Linked DNA regions of Mus musculus: region 2 is linked to region 1. A link is a loop called in an ENCODE intact Hi-C map of the cell type or tissue named here. Cell type or tissue: gastrocnemius. All regions are shown on one strand. Links, peaks and the distances in the headings refer to the core of each region. The heading gives the core; the rest is flanking DNA. Region 1 overlaps Epb41l4b (erythrocyte membrane protein band 4.1 like 4b). Region 2 has its middle 21 kb from the start of Ptpn3.

What was found. A loop is a pair of places that touch in the nucleus more often than their neighbours do. Peaks named below come from ENCODE experiments on the same cell type or tissue, not always from the same donor. Only the 100,000 strongest peaks of a DNase experiment are listed, where the experiment ranks them.
Region 2: a loop joins it to region 1, with 8 times the contacts of the local background. A loop is called at or near these places in 3 of 42 quality-filtered maps.

Annotation. Positions count from the first base shown.
Region 1 is chr4:57,014,453-57,019,824 of GRCm38, reverse strand. Epb41l4b (erythrocyte membrane protein band 4.1 like 4b) reads left to right here. Exons shown (of 25, transcript NM_001355492.1): 21 at 1-53; 22 at 2,894-2,971. Among named protein-coding and RNA genes, the nearest start is that of Frrs1l, 27 kb to the right of the region's middle. In gastrocnemius, for the core only: no CTCF peak of the experiment used is centred there; DNase peaks (open chromatin) are centred at 2,423 and 3,202.
Region 2 is chr4:57,318,206-57,323,577 of GRCm38, reverse strand. It overlaps a transcript of Ptpn3 not described here. Among named protein-coding and RNA genes, the nearest start is that of Ptpn3, 21 kb to the right of the region's middle. In gastrocnemius, for the core only: a CTCF peak has its summit at 2,797 (motif pointing right); DNase peaks (open chromatin) are centred at 2,565, 2,807, 4,549 and 4,839.

The DNA.
Region 1 (5,372 bases), core at 188-5,187:
TCAGCTCGCCTCAGAAGTCAGAAGTCAAGAGCCCGCTGTCCCCAGGGGCCAAGGTATGGGAAAGAGGCCCAGGTGTAATACACGTATTGAATGAGCATTTACATTTTACATACTCAGTTGCATGCATGCATTGACAAGCAGTCAAACCAGACTGATAACTTAACTTAGTTGGTAGAGTTAAAGCCATGTATCTGATTCCCAGCACATATAGAGTAGGCAGGATCAGAAGGTCAAGGTCATACTCCACTACGCAGTAAGTTTGAGGCTAGCATGAGACTTGTTTCTAAGAGAGCAATGCCAACCTTAAATTGAAGAAAGTCAGGTTGGTTCCAAGGAAAAAATATTGATAATTAAAAATAAAAGTAGCAAAATATATTTTCACACACTCTGATCCCAAGATATGTGGCAGCCATTTATGAGAGACATTTTACAATAGAGAGAGAAAAAAAAACCCAGTGTGCACCGTGCTTTAGGAGACGCGTAAGGGATGCTTGGTGGTGATGTTGTTGTATATTGCTGTGTCTCCCTGGATGACTTTAAAGCCTGGTGTGGAGACATACATCTTTAATCTTGGCAGTCTGAGAGGCAGAGGCAGGTAGATTTCTATGAGGTCAAGGTTAACCTGGTCTCCTTAGTGAATTCCAGGACATCCATCCAGGGCTACATAGTGAGACCCTGTCTTGAAAACAAACAAACAAACAAACAAGCAATCAAAATTCTATCTTATGGGCTGGTGAGATTGCTCATTAACTAAAGGTGCTTGATATCCAGCCTGATGACCTGAATTTGATCCCCAAGACCTACATGATGGAAGGAGAGAACTGACTCCCAAAGTTGTCCTCTAATAACACACTCCCATGCTGCGGCATGTGTACACACACACACACACACACCAAATGAATGTAAATTTAAAGATAAAAAAGTGTTTTAAACCATCTTAAAATATCACAAAACTAAGGGGAGAGCAGTAGCCTCAGGTGCCTTTCTATACTGGACAACTTGGAGAAATAAAAAACATAGACATGTTCCCATCCATACCTCCCATTGGGTAAGGTGTGTTAATGGTTTGAAAATGGGACACATCACTCTGTCAGCTTGAAATTTCAGAAAATTGCACATGTGGATGGTGGTAACCGAGACCTTACGTGAGCCGTTCTTGCTTTTCTCCATGTGACTCTATCAATGGCCAATCTTTGGCAGTTGGTTCAAGTACCATTGATCCTGTTCCTGTCCGAGCACACGCTGAGCCAAAGATGCCTGTGATCCATGTAACTTCTCAAGGAAAGGTGTGTCCAGGGAACCGCTTCCCAGGCAGCAAGATGGGAGCCAGTGGGTTCCAGCTCCTGCTGTCACGCACCCGTGATAGCTTTGATAGGCCCACATCTTCAAGGCCCACATCCCCTGAGCCTTAGCTTCTCCTCCTTCTGAAGAGGAGAGGGCCAGCCTCGATGCTTAGATCAGTCAGGAAGCCTCACTGGGGCTCCTGAGGGCCACTGGATCCCTGAGACTTATCGGGTTCCAGGGTCACTCTTAGCAGCATCTAAACAGATCCAGGCCCATAGCCTGCATGAACGAGGCCCATCTTCCCTGATGTCCTTACCTCATATGTCTAAAATAGGCACAACAATGTGTTTGGACCCTCAGCATAGACTCGAGCAGGCTGAGGCCCTCTGGAATTCTATAGACTGTATCCTGGAATGTTTTTGTTTTGTTTTGTTTTTTGGAGTTTTGTTTTTGTTTAAGGTAGAGTTTTGCTGCATAGCAGGCTGGTCTGGTACTTAACTATTGTCTTAGTCAGGGTTTCTATTCCTGCACAAACATCATGACCAAGAAGCAAGTTGGGGAGGAAAGGGTTTATTCGGCTTACACTTCCATACTGCTGTTCATCACCAAGGAAGTCAGGACTGGAACTCAAGCAGGTCAGAAAGCAGGAGCCGATGCAGAGGCCATGGAGGGATGTTCTTTACTGGTTTGCCTCCCCTGGCTTGCTCAGACTGCTCTCTTATAGAACCCAAGACTACCAGCCCAGAGATGGTCCCACCCACAAGGGGCCTTTCCCCCTTGATCACTAACTGAGAAAATGCCTTACAGTTGGATCTCATGGAGGCATTTCCTCAACTGAAGCTCCTTTCTCTGTGATAACCCCAGCTGTGTCAAGTTGACACAAAACTAGCCAGTACAACTATGAACCCAGGATGGCTTGGAACTCATGGGAAATCTGCCTTAGCCTACTGAGTAGTAGGGTTATAGACGTGAGCCACCATACTGGCTTCACTGCCTGGAATCAGGACTCCGTCTTACAGTTTGCCAAGTGGGAGGCAGGCTCCTTTCATGTATCCCACAGATGGTTAAAGACCAGGCTGCAGTATTAGAGTGTGGAATGATAGCTACAGAATTCTCCCCAAAGCTCCAGGGCGCCCTCTCGTGGCCATCTCTGCGCAGGACAAAACATTGTCTGGAACTGTCTTCAGAGGTCCCAGCAACCCTCCTGCAGCCTCCTTCCCATTATTCTGCTGCTGGTCAACTTAGCTCCTTCAGGTCTCCTGGCTCTCCCATGAGAGATGGCTTCTTTGTTCTATTTATGTATTCTAGGGACTCTTTAAAGCATTTCCCCAGAACCGGGGATGGGGGTGGGGGAGTGATTTGTAGCAGGACAGATCCTGCACTTTACCCTACTTCTATCCATGAAGATTTCAGGGGAAAGTTGGGGTTCAGCCTGCCCATTTTGTACACCGCTGAGGGAGGAGTATGTCGGGGGTGGAGGTGGAGGTAGGGGTGGGAGGGAGTTGCACACTGAGCCGTTCAGGGCTAGAGAAGTGTACCCTTTTCCCTTGTGCGCCCTGCCATCTGCTCTGGGTATCGCTAACCAGGGCCCGTCTTCCTCCCTTTGCAGAGTCCCTCTGACCACGGAGGCTCCCTGACCCTGGGGCCAGGCGACTTGCTGATGGATTTTACAGAAGCTACCCCTCTGGTAAACTTCTCATTTCTCTAAAAGCAGAAAGGCCACCGACCACAGATGCGTCTGGCAGGGGGAGGGTGGACAGGCGGCCACTGCTGTGGGAGGGAGGGCTTCTGTTAGTCCTGGAAGCTCTCAAGGAGAGTCAGCCGGCAAGGGCTTCATCACCCTTTGGGGCCCTTGATGGAGGGGTGCGCCTTCTCCTCAGAGGGTAGCTGCAGGGGTCCCGCCTGCGCCTGGCTGCTGCTTCTCCAGCATAGCAGGGCTCCTTCATGGTTGGGTCTCAGCTTCCTGGCTGCCCGCCCGGGCTGTGCCCTGCATGCCCACCCATCTCTTGCTGTTGCTTCTGGCAATCCATCTGGTCTGAAACTCTGGTTCAAGGCTCTTCCCTGGCTTCCCACACCCCTTATGCCCCCACCACCACCATCTTTCCTCTGCATACAGGTCTTCTCTTAGGGATAGTGGCCCTCGTGGGACTCCTGCAGGTGAGAAAAGCCCCCCCTTTTTTTAGAGGACTGAGCCCTAAAGGGGTCAGACAGGCAAGTTCTCACTTCAGTCTCTGGCCACTGTTTACACACATAACTGTTTTGTGTGTGTGTGTGTTTTTTTTTTTTTTAAAGATAAGATCTTGTGTAGGCCAGACTGAGTTTGAACTTGCTATGTAGCCAGGGATGCCCTTGAACTTCTGATCCTCCTGCCTCTGACTTCTGAGTTCTGGAGTGTACTACCATGCCTGGTTTATGCAGAGCTGAGAATTGCACCCAGGGCTTCCTGAACACTGTGCAAGCACCTGCCAGCCGAGCTGCATTCTCTGCTTTCTGCTCCCCGTTTAAGAATCTTGTCGTTGGATCCTGTCCTGTCTTCCCTACAGCACAGATGTCAGGATGGCATTGTCTATCTCAGAAGTGTTATCAGGAGAGGAAGAAAAGAAAAGGAGGGAAACACACTCACACTCACAGAGAGAGAGAGAGACAGAGACAGAGACAGAGAGAAAGAGCCACAGAGAGAGAGATTGAGGCTAGAAGGCAACATGAATATATGTAAAGTATTATTAGATGCTACAGGCAAACTTGGAAATGACTACTGGCTAGGCTCAGTCATATCTCAAAAACGTTGAGCATAAATCATGGTCCACCTTGGGGTTCACATCAATCACCATTTGGGCTGTGAGGCAAAATATGAATCAAGTCAGAACCTATCTCCTGAGAGCTTTGTACTTAGTTATGGGATAGCTCCAGGTTAGAGGGCAGCTCAAGGGTGGCCAAGAAGTCGGGTTGATAAATGGCCAAGCACCATGTAAGCTGCACAGGAGATGCCCCGGGAAAGGCCAGAGGAAGAGTCATTGGGCATCAGCTTTAGAGGAAGGGCTCTTCAGAGGCTTTTAGGAGAGTCTGGGCTGACACAGCACTTGCCATTTCTACAGCTATCTCTTTTGCCTAGCAAGTTATGTTAGCCTAAGAACAGCTGAGAGCTGCCAGGGAGGACCCTGCTCTGGGGACCATCACAATTGAGCAAATGTCATGGTTACTCTCAGTCTGCTTGTTAGATGGGTTGCCAAGACCAAAGTCCCTTCTCCCCCGGCTGTCCAACAGAGTTAGCGTAACTGGTAGCTTTTGAGCAAGGCCTCGGCCGCCCTTTGCACAGTTACAGAAACTGAGTGTCCGAATAGGCAAAGCACACAAGACCACATGGGATCAGGATCCCTGGTATCTGGCCCCTCCCACTGAGTGCTATGTGCTGGGCTGGAGAAGATCTGGCCTCATGTTTGGGGAATTTGCCACTTTTAAAAAAAGAAGTAATTTCCAGGATGGGGAAGAGAACAGGGGTCATGGAAGAAGGTAAAAAAGTAGCATGCCTGGGTCAGGGGTCGGCAGATACATCTCCGCTGAAACTTCTTGTTTAGGAGTGCCTTGTGGAAGATGGAACCCCTGGCCGCCACCTGAGAACATCCTGTTCTGGGGGGCAGTCAGCCAGAGAGATCTGGGAACTCTTAGGGCGCATCCTGAGAATCTGTGAAGTAGAGAGCGGAGACAGCTATGTTCTGAGGACCATGTGTAGGGAAATCTGCTTACAGGAATTAGAAGCCAGGTAAAGCTATCCCTGTGAGTTAGGCTGACAGGTAACTACCAAGCTGTCCAGCTGTGCTGCAGAGGAAACCACATGCGTCTGTGTGAGTGGTTGTCCCCTGACTGGGACCACTGGATTTTAGAGTATGAAGGGAAGTTTGTTGGATAACTAAAACATGTCACCTAAGCATAATAGCACAGGCAGTAATCCAAGTATGTGGGAGGCTAAGGAAGGTTGCCATGAATACCAGTTTGGCCTGGGCTATGGTGTGAGTACCTGACTTTAAAAAAGGCTTGCACAATTCTATATTAGGGGCAAGCAAGCATGAATAAAGTATTAATTCACTAAG
Region 2 (5,372 bases), core at 174-5,173, 300 kb before region 1:
CCGCTTCTGTGGAAATCTGATGAGAAAGATAAACAAACTAAAGATGGGAGAGTCTGGTAAATAAATGTGCTGATAGGAAAGCCAAGGTCACTCTGCAAGCGAATGGAAAACGATGGTTGGAAGCGGTCTTTCCTCCAGGGAACTGTTTTCAGATTGTCATCTGAGAGATGAGGTGGGGAGAGAAGTGACAACTGGCCAAGGCAAGTGGAGAGTAAAAAACACTGCAGAAGGACCTGAGCAAGAAGAAGCACGAGGCTCAGGCAGGACCAAGAGTGGGTCAAGAACACAGAGGATCAGTGGTGTGAAAAGCACAGAGATCCCGAGCTTTCCAAAGCACTGGGTGCCTCATGCTCACGCGCCACAGGCGTAGGAGCCTCTCTAGGACAAGCCCCGTGGTGTCTGAAGAAAGGGCTGGGGTGGAATTGGAATTTAGGAAGATCACTTCTGATAGTGATGTGCAGAGATTAGGCCGGGGAGCCCAAGCCCAGACGTAAGGACATCAGGAAAAGGCCTTGTAAGAGTCTGAGCAAAAGATGGTGAAAGCCCGGCCAGGGATAGCCATGATGGGAAAGGAGGTAAGTGGAGGGATCAGGACAGATGTGGGAGGGGAAATGGGCAGGCTGGATGAGGCAAGTGAGTCACAGAAGTGAACAGAAGTCTGAGTGACTGACATAAGGCACACACACACTTATAGCCTACTCATGTGTCTGTGGGTTCATGAGGCTCCAACTCGCTCAGCTGGCCTTGGTACCTGACGAAAGGTCGTGGCGCACACCTTTAATCCCAGCACTCAGGAGGCAGAGGCAGGCAGATTTCTGAGTTCGAGGCCAGCCTGGTCTACAAAGTGAGTTCCAGGACAGCCAGGGCTATACAGAGAAACCCTGTCTCAAAAAAAAAAAAAAAGGTCAAAATCAAGTCAGCTTCCATCCAGGAATCCAGGCAGAAGGCATACCAGCCACCTGTAGCACCTGTGGGTTTGGAAACCCCAGCACGGTGCCGTGAGAGCCTGTTAGGAAATGTCGAATGGCCATTCCCTTGTTGAAATTAAGACCCAAAGAGGAGTTGAGTCTAAGAAAGAGACTCTCTGAGCAGAAATGGTGAGGGACTGTGGGTACTGCCTAACAATAATGTAGTCTAGAACAGGAAGCCAGACCAGTTCCAGGGAGGCACCCACAGAAGTAAAGAACACAGAAGAGAGAGAGAGAGAGAGAGAGAGAGAGAGAGAGAGAGAGAGAAAAGCCTCTCTGGGGAGGCAGGAGAAGATGCAGAGAACCTTCTCAAGCATGCTGAGTGTATTGCCGCTGAGAGGGTCCAGTAGAGGTATCAAAAAGGCATCTGGCTAGATGGTCCCCAGGGCTCAGTAATGATGGGGTGAGATCGTCTTGGTGAGTCACGATCGTGAGGTTGGTCAGGAGAAGGAATGAGATCACCCATGGAGATCTGTGTAGCCCTGGATATCCTGGAACTCACTCTGTAGACCAGGCTGGCCTCAAACTCAGAAATCTGCCTGCCTCTGCCTCCCAAGTGCTGGGATTAAAGGCGTGCGCTACCACGCCTGGCTAGGTTTTGGGGGGTTTTTGGAGGGGGGGTTGGTTTGTTTTTTTTGTTTTTTTGTTTTTTTGTTCTTTTTTTTTTTGAGACAGGGTTTCTCTGTGTAGACCTGGCTATCCTGGAACTCATTCTGTAGACCAGGCTGGCCTCGAACTCAGAAATCCGCCTGCCTCTGCCTCCCAAGTGCTAGGAATCATTTTTTTTTTAAGATAGCAAATGAGTGTTGGGGATTTAGCTCAGTGGTAGAGGGCTTGCCTAGTAAGCGCAAGGCCCTGGGTTCAGTCCTCAGCTCCGGAAAAAACAAAAAAAAAAAAAAAACAAAAAACAAAAACACAAGGTAACTAAAGATAGCAAATGTGGAAGAAATTATTTTTTAAAAGACAGCAAATGTAGAAAACACTTTCAAGGAAACCCAATAACCTGTCCCTACCCTTGTAACTATTCTTCAGGGATAGAGGATGGACCAGGAAATCAGGAAGATGACTTCTGCCACGGTACAGATCAGCCCAGATAGAATTGGAGGACACCAGGGAAAACACTAACCAAGCTACAGATAGAAGGCTAAGTCCCTCTCAAGAGCCACTCAAAGTACAGGTTTCTTGTCGAGTAACACGCAAACCGGAAGTGCACTGAGTGTAGCATCTTCTCAAAGCGAGCACACCTGTGTGAGCAGCTGCATCCTCCAAAGCCCTCCATCTGCCCCCTCTGTTCGCTGATGCCCTGAACCCCAAAAAGTTTGGAACTAGGGAGCTTCCTGTATCGGAAGCTTCCAACCCCTCACAGCTCCTCACCCCCAAGCCTTCTTTAGCTCACTAAGCTGCTTTGGTTCATCTGTTCTTCCGTCTGGTTGTCATCCTTTGAATGAACTTGTTTGGAGAGCTCATGTGCCCTACGCTGTACGCAGGGGGCAGGGAGAGAATGCAAAGGCAAGCGACACCAGACTTCGAGCTAAAAAGACAGGCATGCCCAAGGGCAGTTGGCAAACAGTCCGGTGACCGTAATGACGGAGTGGTGTGGAGTTTGGGTGGAGAGGGTGTGTGCTTGAACAGTCAGGCGGCAGCACTTAGGAAAATAATTGGAACTGTGTGGGCGAGATCAGCAGGACTTCCAAGTCGGATGCGATGGAAGAGCGAGAACTGGCTTTCTCTTTGTTACATTATGGACTTCTGTGGATGAACTTGGTCGCTCACAGCTGATTGTCAGCGGAAAAGCTGTAGCCCTTGCTTTCAAGAGACCCTAACAAATCAGATCAACAGTGCCTCAGCTGAACAGTAGAGGGCGCTGAAGACTTGTGCTTGACGCTAAAATTACGCACCCCCTCCAGCACGCTACCCCCCACCCACCCACCCCCCCACACACACAAATTTCATGAAAGTTCGCTGAAAATAGATAAGGATGTAGAGTGTACGGAGCATGGTCAGAGTCACACAACTCCTCAGGAGCAGAGGGAGCCTGGTCGCCCAAGTTCATTCAAGTCACTCAGTACTGCTCTCAACTTTCCCAAAATCTCAGTGCCTAAAATCCAGGTGCTTCACGCACCTTTTTGTTTTAATTTCCTTCTCTCCTTTTCTTTAAGAGATAGTGAAGGGACAATGAGCCATGGTGTAGAGGTGTATGTATAAATGTCTTGCAAATGGTGTATGATTGGCCTGTGCGTTCCTTTCCTTCCTGCCTCTGAATGAAGTCGGTGGCTCAAAACATGGGTGTCTTGGTTTGAGTGTAAGTTCTGCCTCTTCTTGGTGTGATCCTAGATCCATATTTCCAAGTCTTTGAAGCCCCTGACTGTAAAGCCTGCTGCTGTTCATGTCCATACCTCCGAGACTGTCTGTAAAACGGAGAGAACTGATGTAAACTTGTTCCAAACAGTCTCCAGCAAGGAGCAGGTAGGTGCTCCATCGAACTGTATCCCTGTCGGCTGTATCCGTCCTCCTGGTCCTTTGTACCAAGTCCCAGCTCTGTCATAAACGACACAGGTCCCTTCTCTGTCACCAGCCACGATCATTGCATTCTTCAAACAAGGGCCATAACCCCACTGCTATTCCTACTTCTACTACTACCAAAATTAATTACTTTAGTTCATTCGGCAAGATAGATAATTTTCTGCTGTCATACTATGCTTCAGGAACAGTGCTGGGTCCTAAAACGAGACTGATGAGTGGGTCAGAGTCTAAGAGTCTAGCAAGCAATGGTGCTGTAAAAGCTCATAGTTGTAACAAATTCTCAGAGACCATATTAGAAAAGGGCCTGGTGCTGTAGACAGGTAATATCAGCTACTCTAGAGGCTGAGACAGTGGGATCACAAGGTCCAGGGCAGCCTCGACGACTCAGTGAAACCTTATCTTAAAGGGGGTGGAGGGGTGGGGATGGAGAGTTGTTCAGTAGTAGAGTACTTACCTAATATGCTCGGAACTCTGGGTTCAATCTCCAGGTTTGTAAATAAGATTGGAAAAGGAAGCACTAGAAAGAACACAAGTGGGAGGGTCCCAGGACCACTGCTCTCCCCACTGTTTTCTTCCTAACAAGAGGAGGCAACATGTCATCATTTTTTGAGGGCTACAGAGTTTGTCAGGTTCACCCTCCCATGTCAGAAGTCATTCACAGGCTGGGGAATCCCAGTGGATCACCTAGGGCACATGTCAGACACAGCTCTTATCTCTACCTCAGGGCTCCCAGGCCCATGACGCCTCTTCATCCTCTCTCGGATGCCCTCCACTGAAAGCCAATGGGGCCTAGCTAGTTAGGCTGGTATATTCAGGGCTCCTTGAAAAGAAGCCAAAGTTATGACGACTGGAAGATGGTAGGGGGTTCCCTACCAAGACAGGTGGGCTAGAAGAGGGAGCACCTCACAACTCCAGACCCAGTTGTCCCCTTCTTGCCTACCACTTAAGGTGCAGGGCATGGTTCCCTTTCTCCCGGCATCCAGCCTCCCAAGAAGCTGTGGCTAGCTAGGTCCCTGCAGGCAGGTTCTGTGTCTGTGTTTTCTCTGACCCCAGTTCCTGGCGCAGAGCCTGGGAGAGAAGGCCTCACTCAGTCAATGTTTGCCAAATTGAATTGAACCGAGCTGCACGGAGGCCAGAATTATTGACCTTTCCAGGCAATGTTTTTGTTTTCCTGTCTTTGCAGGAAGCACGGGGCACACTCAAAAAGGTAATCAGAGAGTGTGTCGTGGAGAGATTACTGAGAGAGGGGGCTGAACAGGTTCAAGGAAATAAAGATGAGAAAGCATGTGGGCATCTGCAGGCATGGGAAGCAGTTACTGCTTCCCCAAACGTAAAGGCCCAGAGGAGATCTGGGGAAGAACACGGCAAGCTGCCAAAAGGCAGCCAGTGGGCGGGGTGAAGTTAAAAATCCACCCCACATTCTCCTTCTCCACTCTCCCGCATCCTGATGCTGTCTCTTGTTGGCTGGACCCAAATAGAAGCCAAAAAAGCCCAAGGTACAAGCCATAAAAAGCAGCTTCTTTAGGCTTAGAGAAAAGGGTTGAAAGTCAAGAACACAGGCAGATGGGGGAATGAGGAATGCCCGACACAAGTGAGTGGCTTTCCCCAAAACACTCTCTGCTCTGCATTGGCATCAGAACCGCTTCTCTTTTTCTTGTTGGTTGGTTGGTTTTAAGACAGGGTCTATCTATATAGCCCTGGTTCTCCTTGAATTAGCTCTGTAGCCTAAACTCACAATGATCTACCTGCCTCTCTCTGCCTCCCAAGTGCTAGGATTAAAGGCACACTCTGTCATCTTATTAACAGTCTATGGCCCTGTGGTGGTTGGTGTTGTCAACTTGATAGAATTTAGAAATCACTCAGGAGATGGGTCTCTAGACA